Linked DNA regions of Homo sapiens: region 1 is linked to region 2. A link is a contact called in ENCODE Hi-C data. All regions are on one chromosome and are shown on one strand. The core of a region is the stretch at or near the end of the contact, and the rest is flanking DNA. Distances in the headings are between cores, read along the strand shown.

Region 1 (4,269 bases), core at 549-3,048, 70 kb before region 2:
GCTGGGATTACAGGCGCGTGCCATAATGCCTAGCTAATTTTTGTATTTTTAGTAGAGACAGGGTTTCACCATGTTGCCCAGGCTGATCTTGAACTCCTTATCTTGTGATCCACCCGCCTCAGCCTTCCAAAGTGCTGGGATTACAGGCATGAGCCCCTGCACCCAACCCTCTGTTTTTTTTCTTTTTCTTTTTCTTTTCTTTTTTTTTTTTTTTTTTGAGACAGTTTCACTCTTGTCCCCCAGGCTGGAGTGCAATGGCACGATCTCGGTTCAGTGAAACCTCTGCCTCCCAGGTTCAAGCGATTTTCCTGCCTCAGCCTCCTGAGTAGCTGGGATTACACGAGGTGTGTGCCACCACGCCTGGCCAATTTTTATATTTTTAGTAGAGACGGGGTTTCACCATGTTGGCCAGGCTGATCTCGAACTCCTGACCTCAGGTGATCCTCCTGCCTTGGCCCCCAAAATGCTGGGATTACAGACGTGAACCACCATGCCTGGTGGCCCTGGCCTTTTCTTACGCATGAGGTAATGCTTGCCACACCTACTGGTTATGTTCCTGCAAACTATCACCAGATCGCCTCTTACGCCCAAACTTTAATGCAATGTTTCACGTACTATGTATTTACTGCGTATATTAAAACTATAACTTATGGGAAATGTGTCATTAGGTGAAACGTATTAATAAGGAAAAAAAAGAAATAAAAACAAAACAAAACAAAAAAACCCTATAATTTAAAATACTACATTCAAACAACCTGACCAAAACTTTCTAAATGATTTCCCCAAAACAGAGCCGTAAGTAACTTGGGAACAAGACAAGAGGCAACCTGGGATGTCTTTCTATTTATTTATATCTCTAATTTTTTGAATCTGTTTTTTTGTTTTGTTTTGTTTTGTTTTGTTTTTCTTTTTGAGACGGAGTCTCGCTCTGTGGCCCAGGCTGGAGTGCAGTGGTGTGATCTCAGCTCACTGCAAGCTCCGCCTCCCGGGTTCCCGCCATTCTCCTGCCTCAGCCTCCCGAGTAGCTGGGACTACAGGCGTGTACCACCATGCCCAGCTAATTTTTTGTATTTTTAGTAGAGACGGGGTTTCACCGTGTTAGCCAGGATGGTCTCGATCTCCTGACCTCATGATCCGCCTGCCTCGGCCTCCCAAAGTGCTGGGATGACAGGCGTGAGCCACCGCGCCCGGCCTGTTGTTGTTTTTTAATGTTTTTTTTTAGTTTTCGGTGTACAAATCTACTTTCATGATTAATTTCTAACTGTTTTATTCTTTTTGGTGTTATTGTTAATGTAATTGTTTTCTTATTCTCTTATTTATGTACTTATTTTGAGGTAGGGTCTCACTCTGTTGCCCAGGCTGGAGTGCATTGGCACAATCATGGCTCACAGCAGCCTTGAACTCCTGGGTTCTAGTGATCCTCCCACCTCAGCTTCTCAAGTAGCTGGGACTACAGGCGTGCACCACCATGCCCAGCTAATTTTTTTTTTTGTTTTTTGAGACGGAGTCTCACTCTGTCATCTAGGCTGGAGTGCAGTGGTGTGATCTCGGCTCACTGCAACCTCCGCCTCCCGAGTTCAAGTGATTCTCCTGCCTCAGCCTCCCGAGTAGCTGGGATTCCAGGTACACGCCACCACACCCAGCTAATTTTTGTATTTTTGGTAGAGACGGGGTTTCTACTAAATGTTGGCCAGGCTGGTCTCGAACTCCTGACCCCAGGTGATCCTCCAACCTAGCCCTCCCAAAGTCTTGGGATTACAGGCGAGAGGCCCTGCGCCCGGCCACGTTAATTCTTTAGAAGTCAACAGAGGCCCATTGCTCTGAGCCGCCGCCACCCCCAGCCCTGTTTGTGACGACCAATGGGCTGCCGTGGACATAGGATTTTGGGTGTGCTAAAACCAGGAAAGCCCCCAGCAGCACCCAGGCTCCGAGGTTCTGGGAGACACAACCTCCCCGCCAGAGGGAAATGACCCATTACAATCCCCTGGGTGGTTTTCCAGGCCAAGCAGCTGGGGCCGCCTGTCTGGCCCAGGGTGGCCTGAATCTCTCGGTTCTGTCCTGGGAGAGGTGGGGATTTTTAAGCCTGACCTTTTAACTTTACCACAGGGCTGCTATCCAGCCTTCCTTCCTGTGACAGACTCTACGCCCATCTTCCAAAGCTCACAGAGCTGGCCGGAGAGTCCCAGGGCCCTCTTGTGAACTACGTCTTGGAAGGAGGTGGCTGTGTCTTCTCAGATACCATGTCCAGGCTTACATCTGAATGTTTTCGGTCCGACTTCAAGGGACGTAAATATCAGACCCCTGGAAGCACTCTGTGCATCCCTGTGACGGTGCTTTGCAGACTTTTGGCCTGTGTTTGACTTTCTGATGCGTTTTCATTTTCACTTTCGTTTTTCTGTATTTATTTATGGAGACATAAGGTCTTGCTCTGTTGCCCCAGGCTAGAGTGCCATGGTGACATTATATAGCTCACTGCAACCTCAACTTCCTGGCCTGAACCGATCCTCCCACCTCAGCCTCCTGAGCAGCTGGGACCACAGGTGCTCACCACCATGGCTGGCTAATTATTTATTTTTGTAGACATAGGGGTCTCACTATATTGCCCCGTCTTAGTTTTCATTTTTATTTTTTATTATTATTATTATTTGAGACAAAGTTTCACTCTGTTGCCCAGGCTGGAGTGCAGTGGTGCGATCTTGGCTCACTGCAACCTCCATCTCCCGGGTTCAAGTGATTCTCCTGCCTCAGCCTCCCGAGTAGCTGGGATTACAGGCGCGCACCACCACGCCCGGCTAATTTTTTGTATTTTTAGTAGAGATGGGGTTTCACCGTGTTAGCCAGGATGGTCTCGATATCTGGACCTTGTGATCTGCCTGTCTCGGCCTCCCAAAGTGCTGGGATTACAGGCATGAGCCACCACGCCCGGCGAGTTTTCATTTTTATTGATTATTATTATTATTTTTTGAGACGAAATCTCGCTCTGTCACCCAGATTGGAGTGCAGCGCTGTGATCTTGCCTCACTGCAACCTCCGCCTCCCGGGTTCAAACGATTGTCCTGCCTCGGCCTCTTGAATATCTGGAACTACAGGCGTGTGCCACCACATCCAGCTCATTTTTGTATTATTAGTAGACACAGGGTTTTACTGTGGTGGCCAGGCTGGTCTTGAACTCCTGACCTCAGGTGATCCACCCACCTCGGCCTCTCAAAGTGCTGGGATGACAGACGTGAGCCACCACGCCTGGCCTCATTTTTCTATTTGGAAATAAAGTCCTGTCTAGGTTTATGAGGAGTGGGACCACATCACTGAAGATACACGAGCAAGAACATGGATTTGCTTATCTCTGTTTTGGTCATGTCCTCCCGGGGGGCAGGGGTGGGGGTGGCAAACCTCCTCCCCTCCCTCCCCCACTTCGAACACAGAGTGAGTGTTGGTGACACTCAGCCAGGGACAGGACCCCGCTGCGAGCCAGGTTCCTCTTTCTACTGACTCTCTGGGGACCCTGTTTGCCTCCCGGCAACACGCTTTGCCGAAGAGCCCCTGTGCTGGCTGCCACGTGAGCCGCCCCTGTCCCTACTCTCAGCAGCCTTCCCCACCTGCAAACCCAGATCGAGGGCCTCCCATGCTGGGTTGGATGGTGGCCCCCAGAGATATGTCCGTGTCCTGAGCCCTGCTATTTGGGGAGGGGGTTTCATTTGGAAAAGAGGGTCTTTGCAGATTCATTCCGTTGTGGATCTTGAGAGAAAATAATCCTGCATTGTCTGGGTGGGCCTTAAATGCAATGACAGGTGTCCTTCTAAGAGACAGGAGAGGAGACACAGACACAGAGGAGAAGGCCACGTGGAGACGGAGACAGAGCCTGGAATGACGCGGCCACAAGCCCAGGGATGCCTGGAGCCCCCAGGAGCTGGGAGAGACAGGAAGGAGCCTCCGGAGGGAACTGGATCCAATTGTAATGGGTTGAACAGCGGATCCTGGAAAGATATGTCCATATCCTAGAGCCCAGAACCTGGAATGAGACCTTATTTGGAAATAAGAACTTTGCAGATTTAATGAGTTAAGGATCTCAAGATGAGATACTCCTGGATTAGGCTGGGCCCTAAATCCAATGACAGGTGCCCTGGTAAAAGACAGAAGAGGAGACGCAGACACAGAGGAGAAGGCCACGTGGAGACGGAGACAGAGCCTGGAATGACGCGGCCACAAGCCCAGGGATGCCTGGAGCCCCCAGGAGCTGGGAGAGACAGGAAGGACCCTCCCCTAGAGCTC
Region 2 (4,288 bases), core at 949-3,448:
AAAATATATATATATATATATATATATATATATATATATATGTAATATATATGTGTGTATATATATGTATATATGTATATGTGTGTATATATGTATATATATGTGTGTATATATAGTTGTTATACTGTGTTTTTTATTCATAGTTTTATGTTTTTCAAACATTTCTGATCTGAGGTTGGTTGCATCTGCAGATGTGGAAACTGTGGATATGGAGAGCTGAATGCATAGGATAGAATATATAAGTGAGGTCCCTTCTCTGGTTAAAACAACTCCATATGTGCCAGGTGGCTCATGCCTGTAATCCTAGCACTTTGGAAGCCAGGGTGGGTGGATAGCTTGAGCCCAGGAGTTTGAGACCAGCCTGGGCAACATGATGAGACCCCATCTCTACTAAAAAATATATATATATAAATTAGCCGGGCACGATGGCATGCACCTGTAGTCACAGCTGCTTGGGAGGCTGAGGTGGGAGGATCACTTGAGCCCAGGAGGTTGAGGTTGCTGTGAGCCGTGAAATCACACGACTGCACTCCAGCCTGGGAAACAGAAAGAGACTCTGTCTTAAAAAAAAAAGTGTATATATGAGATGCATTTGTATTATAAATAGCATATATATGTATATACGCTAGATATGTATAGAGGATAGAATATATGTTTCTGTGAGAAGCATTTGTACTGTAAATAGTATATATGTGTGGGCTGGGAGTAGTGGCTCATGCCTGTAATCCCAGCACTTTGGGAGGCTGAGGCGGGTGGATCACAAGATCAGGAGATCAAGACCATCCTGACTAACATGATGAAACCCTCATCTCTACTAAAAATAGAAAAAAATTAGCCAGGTGTGGTGGTGGGCGACTGTAGTCCCAGCTGCTGGGGAGGCTGAGGAAGGAGAATGGCGTGAATCCGGGAGGCGGATCTTGCAGTGAGCCGAGATCGCGCCACTGCATGCCAGCCTGGGCGACAGAGAGAGACTCCGTCTAAAAATAAAAATAAAAATAATAATAATAATAATAATAATGAAATGAGATCATGTCCTTTGCAGGGACATGGATGGAGCTGGAGGCCATTATCTTTAACAAACTAACACAGGATCAGAAAGCTAAATAATACATGTTCTCTCTTATAAGTGGGAGCTAAATAATGATGACACTTGAACACAAATTAAAAAACAACAGACTCTGGGGGCTATGTGAGGGTAGAAGGTGGGAAGAGGGAGAGGAGCAGGAAAAATACCTATTCGGCACTAGGCTAAGTACCTCGGTGATGAAATGATCGGTAGCAAAATCCCCCATCTCACGTACCTCCCGAACCTAAAATAAAAGTTAAAACATCAAAAAGGAAAAAGAGCTAACTTGAAATGATACAGTTTGAAGTTTATTAAAAATGCGGACGCGTCACAAGACTCTCCAAAAGTGGGCAGGATGATGGTTTTAAAGTTACGTGTATTTTACCACAATAAAAAAAAATTGGGTTGGACATGGTGGCTCGTGCCTGTAATCCCAGCACTTTGGGAGGCCGAGGTGGGTAAATCACCTGAGGTTGGGAGTTCGAGACCAGCCTGACGAACATAGTGAAACCCCATCTCTATTAAAAATACAGAAATTAGTGGGGCATGGTGGTGCACCCCTGTAATCCCAGCCACTCAGGAGGCTGAGGCAGGAGAATCACTTGAACCCGGGAGGCGGAGGCTGCAGTGAGCCAAGTTTGCACTGATGCACTCCAGCCTGGGTGACAGAGTGAGACTCTGTCTCAAAAAAAAAAAAAAAAATTGTAGAAACCTGACAAGACTCACAAAAAAATGGACAAGATGATGGCTGGGTACAGCGGCTCTCGGCTGTAATCCCAGCACTTTGGGAGGCTGAGGTGGATGGATCACGAGGTCAGAGTTCAAGACCAGCCTGGCCAAGATGGTGAAACCCCGTATGTACAAAAAATAAAAAAAATTAGTCAGGGTGTGGTGGCGAGCACCTGTCATCCCAGCTACTCGGGAGGCTGAGGCAGTAGAATTGTTTGAACCTAGGAGGCGGAGGTTGCAGTGAGCTGAGATCACGCCACTGCACTCCAGCCTGGGTGACAGAGTGAGACTCCGTCTCACACACACACACACACAAAAAGGACAAGATGATCGTTTTTGTGTTATGTATATTTTACCACAATAAAAAAAAAGTTTTGGAGGACGGGGTAAGCAATACGGTAGGGGAGGATGGCTGCTTGCCAACCATTTCCTGACTCCTTCCTGTCCTATTTCTACCGAATCATTCTGCAGGCATCCTGCGGCCTCTGTGTTGAGATGGGCAGGCAGAATTGCAGAGACGTTTACAGCTGTAACGAGGCGTTGGGGGCCACATCCTACCTTCCCGTGTTCTTCCCGTAAAAAGAGTCAATGCTTACCGTGCCTGAGTCGTGACACCAGCCAGTTTCCTAGTCTTCTCATACTCCTGCCTCGTGGCACAGGCACCTCTGAAGAAACTCCCTCCCCATAAGGACCTGCTCAGCTACCCCAGCCTGACACCTGGGCCTTCACAGAAGCCCCTGAGCTCTTGCACCTGAGCCTGCAGGGAAGGGTCCGGAGCCCAGACCTCTGACTCCGACTGACACCATGTACCCAAATGCCCAGTCCGCAGGGGGATTTCAGCTTCGTCATTTGTCAAGGGAGAGGGATGACAGCAGGATGACAGATGAGAAACACAACCTGTGAACCCAAGATAGCAACATAGCAGTACAGTGGGTACCGCCGGGAACACCACACACACACACACGATAGGAAGCTCATTTTCCCCTGTTGAATGTTCAGTATTATGTGCACTGCTTAACCAGAAAAAAAAGCCAGGCTCCATTCAACGTAATCCTTGCATCGTGGTGCCACATGTAGCCATGGAAAAGTAAACTCCTTGATAAAATAATGAGAATTCACAGGTAAGTTTACAGCTTGTCCTGTGGGCTGCTGGCTTTCTAACTTGTTTTTTTTTTTTTTTTTTTTTGAGACGGAGTCTTGCTCTGTCACCAGGCTGGAGTGCAGTGGTGCAATCTCGGCTCACTGCAACCTCTGCCTCCCGGGTTCAAGGGATTCTCCTGCCTCAGCCTCCCAAGTAGCTGGGACTAAAGGCATGCACCACCATGCCTGGCTAATTTTTGTAATTTTAGTAGAGAGGGGGTTTCACCATGTTGGCCAGGATAGTCTCGATCTCTTGACCTCGTGATCCACCTGCCTTGGCCTCCCAGAGTGCTGGGTTTACAGGCGTGAGCCACCGTGTCTGGCCTTTTTTTTTTGAGATGGAGGCTCGCTCTGTCACCCAGGCTGGAGTACAGTGGCACAATCTCAGCTCACTGCAACCTCTACCTCCCGGGTTCAAGCAATTCCCTGCCTCAGCCTCCTGAGTAGCTGGGACCACAGGTGTGTACTACCTCTCCTGGTTAATTTTTGTGTCTCTTTTAGAGACGGGGCCTTACTACATCGCCCAGGCTGGTCTCGAACCTGACCTCGTGATCCACCCATCTCAGCCTCCCAAAGTGCTGGGATTGCAGGCATGAGCCACCGTGCCTGTTGTTTGTTTTTTTTTTTGAGACGGAGTCTCGCTCTGTTGCCCAGGCTGGAGTGCAGTGGCATGATCTCAGCCTACTGCAACCTCTGCCTCCTGGATTCAAGCCATTCTCCTGCCTCAGCCTCCTGAGTAGCTGGGACCACAGGCGTGTACTACGTCTCCCAGTTAACTTTTGTGTCTTTTTTAAAGACGGGGCCTTGCTACATCACCCAGGCTGGTCTCGAACACCTGACCTCATGATCCACCCATAGCCTCCCAAAGTGCTGGGATTACAGGCATGAGCCACCATGCCTGTTGTTTGTTTTTTTTTTTTTTTTTGAGACGGAGTCTCGCTCTGTCACCCAGGCTGGAGTGCAGTGACATGATCTCAGCTTACCGCAACCTCTGCCTCCTGGGTTCAAGCCATTCTCCTGCCTCAGCCTCCTGAGTAGCTGGGACCACAGGCATGTACTACCTCTCCCGGTTAATTTTTGTGGCTTTTTTAAAGACGGGGACTTGCTACACCGCCCAGGCTGGTCTTGAACTCCTGACCTCGTGATCCACCCGCCTCGGCCTCCGAAAGTGCTGGGATTACAGACATGTGAGACACTGCGCCTGGCCTTCCAACTTGTTTTCTAACCTCATCCTAGAGTGACGAATGCATACATAGGATGACCCAGGATACACACATGCATTTCCATTTCATTCACCTGCAAAACAGACATAAGTGTTTCACCTCGGAGGAGCTGCACACCTGGAATCACTGC

The links. A loop is a pair of places that touch in the nucleus more often than their neighbours do. Pooled maps may share reads with other maps.
Region 1: a loop to region 2 is called in a map of heart right ventricle, with 1.9 times the contacts of the local background. The contact joins two enhancer-like sites. A Hi-C loop is called at or near these places in 3 of 168 maps with a recorded cell type or tissue (CD4-positive, alpha-beta memory T cell, GM12878 and heart right ventricle), 13 of 37 single-sample maps with no recorded cell type and 10 of 50 pooled maps.

What each region holds. Positions count from the first base shown.
Region 1 is chrX:1,498,965-1,503,233 of GRCh38, forward strand. The region is part of intron 1 of P2RY8 (P2Y receptor family member 8); the gene reads right to left. Among named protein-coding and RNA genes, the nearest start is that of P2RY8, 36 kb to the right of the region's middle. Within about 2 kb of position 1,799, at least 11 of the 41 ENCODE cell types and tissues checked have a DNase peak (open chromatin) inside an H3K27ac peak, as active enhancers do; they include heart right ventricle, where a contact is called at or near this core.
Region 2 is chrX:1,568,458-1,572,745 of GRCh38, forward strand. No RefSeq gene overlaps it. Among named protein-coding and RNA genes, the nearest start is that of AKAP17A, 21 kb to the right of the region's middle. Within about 2 kb of position 2,199, at least 5 of the 41 ENCODE cell types and tissues checked have a DNase peak (open chromatin) inside an H3K27ac peak, as active enhancers do; they include heart right ventricle, where a contact is called at or near this core.